Linked DNA regions of Homo sapiens: all the other regions are linked to region 2. Evidence: read pairs that join two places in POLR2A ChIA-PET (ENCODE). Cell type or tissue: OCI-LY7. All regions are shown on one strand.

Evidence for each region. Peaks named below come from ENCODE experiments on the same cell type or tissue, not always from the same donor. Only the 100,000 strongest peaks of a DNase experiment are listed, where the experiment ranks them.
Region 1: POLR2A ChIA-PET joins it to region 2 with 5 read pairs; 4 of 35 experiments call an interaction of 5 or more read pairs at or near these places.
Region 3: POLR2A ChIA-PET joins it to region 2 with 7 read pairs; 21 of 35 experiments call an interaction of 5 or more read pairs at or near these places.

What each region holds. Positions count from the first base shown.
Region 1 is chr11:83,207,666-83,210,165 of GRCh38, reverse strand. All of the region lies in intron 3 of ANKRD42 (ankyrin repeat domain 42), which reads right to left. It also overlaps the pseudogene CKS1BP4. Among named protein-coding and RNA genes, the nearest start is that of ANKRD42, 15 kb to the right of the region's middle. In OCI-LY7, no CTCF peak of the experiment used is centred here; no DNase peak of the experiment used is centred here.
Region 2 is chr11:82,919,397-82,921,896 of GRCh38, reverse strand. The region is part of intron 3 of DDIAS (DNA damage induced apoptosis suppressor); the gene reads right to left. Among named protein-coding and RNA genes, the nearest start is that of DDIAS, 19 kb to the right of the region's middle. In OCI-LY7, no CTCF peak of the experiment used is centred here; a DNase peak (open chromatin) is centred at 1,466; H3K4me3 peaks cover 935 bases; H3K27ac peaks cover 2,304 bases.
Region 3 is chr11:83,062,020-83,064,519 of GRCh38, reverse strand. The region is part of intron 1 of RAB30 (RAB30, member RAS oncogene family); the gene reads left to right. Among named protein-coding and RNA genes, the nearest start is that of RAB30, 8.6 kb to the left of the region's middle. In OCI-LY7, no CTCF peak of the experiment used is centred here; DNase peaks (open chromatin) are centred at 309, 1,149, 1,761 and 2,449; H3K4me3 peaks cover 2,500 bases; H3K27ac peaks cover 2,500 bases.

The DNA.
Region 1 (2,500 bases), 290 kb before region 2:
CAGGCAAAACATAAGAAATTCTCAGCTAATGCTAAGAAAATGTTTGTTTTTTTTTTTAGATTACAAAAACTTCCTCTCTAATCAAGGCTTTTAACATGAACAGATTTCTTGAATAAAATGGAAAGTTTCCAGTACACTGAAACATAAATTCTCAAGTTGCCATACATACAACACCCGGCAGGAAAAAACAAAAACAGCAAGTTTACATGATCCCTGTAACAGCCACAGTCTCAAACTCAGATGCTTCCTCCATCTGCCAAGTGTATTCTGGATACAGACAACATCGTGGCTTCTGGGGTCATATTCAGCTGAGGCTGTGGGTCCACAGAGCACTCATCTGGCTGGGCTATGGTGGTGGTGGCTCTACCCAAGAAGCAAAGCAGTTACCAGCACATTGAAACAGTACATTGAACATCTTCTAAATATGAAAGTGAGAAACAAGAAGGCAACAAAAAATGTTGTCAGAAAGATGTTAGGAAGTAAGGACAGCTGTGTAAAGCTTGAGGCTGAAAAGCAGCTTGCCAGCTTCATTTCTTTGGCTTCTTGGGTAGTGGGCACCGGAACAGCAATATGTGAGGTTCTGGTTCATGGATCATATAATAGACCCATCCCTGACTCTGCTGAACGCCAAGATTCCTCCATTCAGATTCAGACATCAAATGGGTTTTACGGACCAGCTTGGCTATGTCCTTGGGCAGCACGACATGTCGATACTCAAACTCCTCGTCGTCGTATTTGTCTGAATAGTAAATTTGTTTGTGCGACATGATCGCTCGGTTTGCTAGCCTGCAGCCCCGCGCTGCCAACCTCCAAGCAACTCCCAGCAGCACGCACTCCCACCCACTTTGGCCTCAAGAAAATGTTTTAACATTGCCTAGAAGACACTTATAATATTGATTTTACATTCTGATTTGAGCATGTATATATAATTTATAAGACACATCTTTCATGAGCACAGATAAATTGCCGCTAAGTTAAATTCTTTAATTCTAACCTGATAAAACTGAAATTAAACTTTCACTAATTCAAAAGCAGAATCCTTTGTTAACAGGGTTTTGGACTCAATAAAATAATTAATTATTAAAGTGACTAGTTCTAAGCTCCAAATCAAGTTTCTAACTACATCTAAAGAGGTTCCATCTGAATTTGCAATTGGCCTAGTTTCTATATATGGGTTATACCATATCCAGAGTAATTGGCTTCAAAGAATGATTAGTCCCAGCCAGGAGTGGTTGCTCATGCCTGTAATCCTGGCACTTTGGGAGGCTGAGGTGGAAGGATCACTCGAGCCCAGGAGTTAGAGACTCTTCTATACTTTACCATTCCTGTAATCTTTTTCTCCAGCCCCCTTTTCAACTGCCTGGGCCCTCTCTACCTGGATGACCTACAGACACATTAAACTCAACGTATGCCAAATTGAACTCAACATCTTTCCTCCCAATCTTCCTTGCTTTTCAGATTTCCCTATTCATTCCATCATAATTATCTGTTATTCTGACTCAAAATTTGAATTTTCACTACGCTCTGTCAATGTTTGCTTTGCAAGATATCTTGGCTCATTTTCTTTCTTTCCCTCTGCCACCACCTATTTTTACCCTCTCTGGTTAGTGATTACAGCAAAAAATCTCTAACTGATCTTCTTAACTCTTCCTTCATCCTAATAATCCTGGACACACTTTGCTAGAATAATTCCCTGAAATACTGTTTTCATTATCTCATTCCCCGGTTAAGGTCCATGTGGATGTTTATGTGTACGTGTAAATATATATACAAACATATTCACACACACACACACACACAAACACACACACGTATATAAAAACTCTCTTTTCTCAGCCAGATGCCGTGGCTCATGCCTGTAATCCCAGCATTTTGGGAGGCCAAGGCAGGAGGACCACTTGAGCCCAGGAGTTCAAGACCAGCCTAGGCAACATAGGGAGACCCCCCCCTCCCACAGACATCTCTACAAAAAAAATTAGCCAGGCAAGGTGATGCATGTTGGTGGTCTCAGTTACTTGGGAGGCTGAGGTGGGAGGATCACTTGGGCCCAGGAGGTTGATGCTGCAGTGAGTCATGACCAGGGCACTGCACTCCAGCCAGGGTGACAGAGCAAGACCCTGTCTCAAAAAACAAAAACAAAAACAAAACCTCTCTTTTCTTTCCAGGTAATCACAGGGTTGAGGAGGGGGGGAAAAACTCTCTTTCTATACAAATGAATCCAAAATCTTCATTATATTACTGAGGCACTTTACAAAACCAGTCTATCCAAGCGTGGTTCTTAACAGTCCACACCACAAATAATCTATACTCAGTAAAACTAATATAATGGTATATCCCCTGAACACAGCCCAATTTTCCAATTCAGGAGCTTCTTACAGAAGTATAGCATAGAGATTAATAGGACAAGTCTAGGTTCAAATCCTAGCTCTGTCACTTGCTTAGGCAAGGTACTTAACACTCTGAATTTGTTTTGTAACCTATATAAAAGGGAACTCACAGA
Region 2 (2,500 bases):
CCATTACAAGAACTGCTAGGCTGGGCGCAGTGGCTCATGCCTGTAATCCTAGCCCTTTGGGAGGCTGAGGCGGGTGGATCACCTGAGGTCAGGAGTTTGAGACTAGCCTGGCCAACATGGTGAAACCCTGTCTCTACTAAAAATACAAAAATTAGCTGGACGTGGTGGTGGGTGCCTGTAATCCCAGCTACTCGGGAGGCTGAGGCAGGAGAATTGCTTGAACCTGGGGGGGCGGAGGGTGCAGTGAGACGAGATTGCACCACTTCACTCCAGCCTGGGCGAAAAAGCGAAACTCCGTCTCAAAAAAAAAAAAAAAAAAAAAAAAGAAAGAAAGAAAAAAACTGTGAAAAGGAGCTCTAAATCTTGAAACAAATCCTGGAAACACATCAAAAACAGAATCTCTTAAAAGCATAAATCATGAAGGACCTATAAAACAAAAACAATTTAAAAAGCAAAAACAAAAAAAACAAGGTACACAGGCAACAAATACCACAATGAATGCAATGGTACCTCAAATCTCAATACTAACATCGAATGTAAATGGCATAAATGTTCCACTTAAAAGATACAGAATAGCAGAATGGATAAGAACTCACCAACCATCTGCTGCCTTCAGGAGACTCACCTAACACATAAGGACTCACATAAACATCAAGTAAAGGAGTGGAAAAAGGCAGTTTGTGCAAATGGACACCAAGCAGGGGTAGCTATTTTTATATTAGACAAAAACAAACTTTAAAGCAAAAGCAGTTAAAAGAGACAAAGGACATTATATAATGATAAAAGGCCTTGTCCAACGAGAAATATCACAATCCTAAACATTTATGCACCTAACACTGGAGCTCCCAAATTTATAAAACAATTACTAATAGACCTAAGAAATGAGATAGACAGCAACACAATAATAGTGGAGGACTTCAATACTACACTGACAGCACTAGACAGGTCATCAAGACAGAAAGTCAACAAAGAAAAAATGGATTTAAACTATGCCTTGGAACAAATGAACTTAACAGATAATATACAGAGCATTTCATCCAACAACCGCAGATTACACATTCTATTCAACAGCACATGGAACTTTCTCCAAGATAGACCATGTGATAAGCCAGAAAACAAGCCTTAATAAATTTAAGAAAATTGAAATCATATCAAGCACTCTCTCAGGCCATAGTGGAATAAACTGGAAATCAACTCCAAAAGGAACCTTCAAAACCATGCCAATACATGGAAATTAAATAAGCTGCTCCTGAATGATCCTTGGATCAAAAATGAAATCAAGATGGAAATTTAAAAATTCTTCAAACTGAATGGCAATAATGACACAACCTATCAAAACCTCTGGGCTGCAGCAAAGGCAGTGCTAAAAGGAAAGGTCATAGTCCTAAATGCCTACATCAAAAAGACTGAAAGAACACAAACTGACATTCTAAGGTCACACCTCAAGGAACTAGAGAAACAAGAACAAACCAAACCGAAACCCAGCAGAAGAAAGGAAATAACCAAGATCAAAGCAGAACTAAATGTAATTGAAACAAAAACAAATACAAAAGATACATGAAACCAAAAGCTGGCTCTTTGAAAAGATAAATAAAATTGATAGACCGTTAGCAAGATTAACCAAGAAGAGAGAAAATCCAAATAACCTCATTAAGAAACAAAACGGGACATATTACAACTGACACCACTGAGACACAAAAGATCATTCAAGACTACTACAAACACCTTTACACAAGCTAGAAAACCTAGAAGAGATGGATAAATTCCTGGAAAAATACAACCCTCCTAGCTTAAATCAGGAAGAATTAGATACCCTGAACAGACCAATAATAAGCAGCAAGATTGAAATGGGAATTAAAAAATTACCAACAAAAGGCCGGGCGTGGTGCCTCACGCCTGTAATCCCAGCGCTTTGGGAGGCTGAGGTGGGCGGATCATGAGGTTAGGAGATCGAGACCATCCTGGCTAACACCGTGAAACCCTGTCTACTAAAAATACAAAAGATTAGCTGGGCATGGTGGTGGGCACCAGTAGTCCCAGCTACTCAGGAGGCTGAGGCAGAATGGCGTGAAGAGAGGTAGAGCTTGCAGTGCGCTGAGATCACGCCACTGCACTCCAGCCTGGGCGACAGAGTGAGACTCCGTCTCAAAAAAAACCAACGAAAAAAAGTCTGGGACCAGATGGATTCACAGCAGAATTCTACCAGACATTCAAAGAAGAATTGGTACCAATCCTTCTGACGCTATTCTATGAGATAAAGAGGGAACCCTCCCTAATTCATTCTATGAAGGCGACATCACCCTAATACCCAAATCAGGAAAGGACATAAGCAAAAAAGAAAACTACTGCCCGATATCCTTGATGAACATAGATGCTAAAATCCTTAACAAAATACTAGCTAACTGAATCCAACAACATATCAAAAAGATAATCCACCATGATTAAGTGGGTTTCATACCAGGGATGTAGGGACAGTTTAACATACATAAGTCAATAAGTG
Region 3 (2,500 bases), 140 kb before region 2:
TTACTAGAGGGAGCAATGCAGGAGGAACATTAGCTGTTCCCAAATCGAAGGGAAAAGGTACCTAAATATATATCTCAAATTTGTTTTTTGATTCTAGAATTGACATAAGATTGGCTGGGCGCAGTGGCTTATGCTTGTAATCCCAACACTTTGGGAGGCTGAGACAGGTGAATTGCTTGAGTCCAGGACTTTGAGACCAGCCTGGGCAACATGGTGAAACTCTGTCTCTACAAAAAATATGAAGATATTTTTGTATTTTTTAGCTGGGTGTGGTGGCGCACACCTGTGTCCCAGCTATGGGGAAGGGTGCGGCTGAGGCAGGAGGATCCCTTAAGCCCCAGAGGTCAAGGCTGCAGTGAGCCCTGATCATGAGACCTTGTCTTAAAAAAAGAAAAGAAAGAAATAACATAAGATTAATTAAAATTCATTACAGAAAAACACATGGACTGTATAGGGAAAGTCCTCTTTAATTCTACCCACAAAGATAATCAACTGTTAGATTTTGATGTGTATTCTTCTGTCATTTTTCCCCATATGTGTACTAGCAATATTATTATAGCACATGTAATTCTGCTTGTTCTCTTTTACTTAATATATTTTGGGCATTTCCCCCATGTATTTGCATATTGCTCCAACTTACCTGTTTTAATGGTTGTTGGGAACTGTGCTACAGTGAGCCTTTGAGTACCTCATTTTATTATGAATTTGTGGGAATATTTCTGTAAGATATCTTTCAGGGGGCAGAAATGCTGAGTCCAAGGGCACTAGCATTGCCCCCTGATTTAAATTCTTGTCAGCAATGTTGAGAGGGCTAACTCTACATACCTTTGCCAAGTCCATTAGCCACTTGGGCTGAACTCTTTTACTAAGGGAAGCTAGTTGCGAAGGGTGAACAGAACGGGGGCAAAAATTGAACTACGGAGTTCCTGCTGGTTTTTGTGATGGTGGTAATAAAAGTTGATGTGTAAATAATGTAGAAATCCCTGGAAGAGAGAAATACTTTATCCCTGCCTGCAACACAGTACAGTGTTTAAAAAGTGAACTGAAACAATAAAGCAGTCAAGAGTTTTCCCCAGAGAATTCTGCAGAAAAATTTTATTTTCTAGTTACGGTTAGTTAACTTCACTAAAATGTGGACGTCATCAACCTTGAAATGAAAATATCTTCTGCTCACTTCCTCTACATCTCAGTCATGCAACCACATTGCAAAGAGAATTTAAGCTCCACTTTTAAAATATCTGAAGCAGGTGGTTAAAAGGCCCGAGTGTTCATTTTTCTGAATTTCAGTAGAAGCAATCAAAGGGCAGATTTTTGGCATTTTTCTTTAGAGAAGCAGGTGTGAGCTTAGGAGTGGCCATCAGTGAGTCACTTTGCCCTAACAGGAACCCTGGGGAAGAGATTGTGAGGATCGCAGCCATGAATTATTTTCACTCTTTAGCCACTGTGGCTGGGTGAAGCAAACAAAAAATTTGAGCTGTTTGCTACGTGGACAACTTATCTTTTTTTTTTTTTTTTTTGAGACGGAGTCCCACTCTGTCACCCAGGCTGGAGTGCAGTGGCGCAATCTTGGCTCACTGCAACCTCCAACTCCTGGGTTCAAGCGATTCTCTTGCCTCAGCCTACCGAGCAGCTGGGATTACAGGTGCCCACCACCATGCCTGGCTAATTTTTTTGTATTTTTAGTAGAGATGGGGTTCCGCCTTGTTGGCCAGGCTGGTCTCAAACTCCTGACCTCAGGCGATCCGCCCACTTCAGCCTCTCAAAGTGCTGGGATTACAGGTGTGAGCCACCATGCCTGGCTGAGCCTCAGTTTCTTTATCTATAAAATGGGGATTATTGTGGGGCTCAAAGGAGATGTTGTGTATAAAAGGACTTTGGCAAATTTATGTGCACATAAATATATTCTGTTGTCAAAGGGTTCATGTCTCAAACTCTCAAACTGAGCAAGTTCATACTAGTCTTTCCTTTAACTCCAGTGGCCTTTGTAGGCTGAATGACTTTTTGAAAGGAATTCTGTCTCATGTTGTCTAATTGTTCCTTCTTCAGCCAGTGTTTGTGTGCTAAATGCAAGGTCCTGTGCTGGGTATTCTGATAAAAAAACAAAGGTGGAACCATCTGAGTGCTTTCCTTGTTCACCACTTTAATTGTAGGAAACTAATATCTTTTAATGAGAGTCTTCAATAAAAGATGCTCTACAAAGTTGTATTGTGGATGCTGTCTTATTATCTCAATTCTAGGCAGTAGAATTTAGCTCAATTTTTTACATACAAATGAGGAACCAATTTTCAGTAAGGTTAAGTAAACTTGTTTTGTTTTTCGACATGACCTAGCCCTCCCCTCCCACTCTGAAAAATGCAGATATAGACCCTAGGTAGGCTTTCTGAAACCAAAACTATACTGTTTCTGTAGCTGCTTCCTGTTCTTGCCTTGCCTTCTGATTGAAAATATAAGCTTCATGAAGCCAGGACCGTCTGGTGGCATTTACTTTCATATGGTTCAT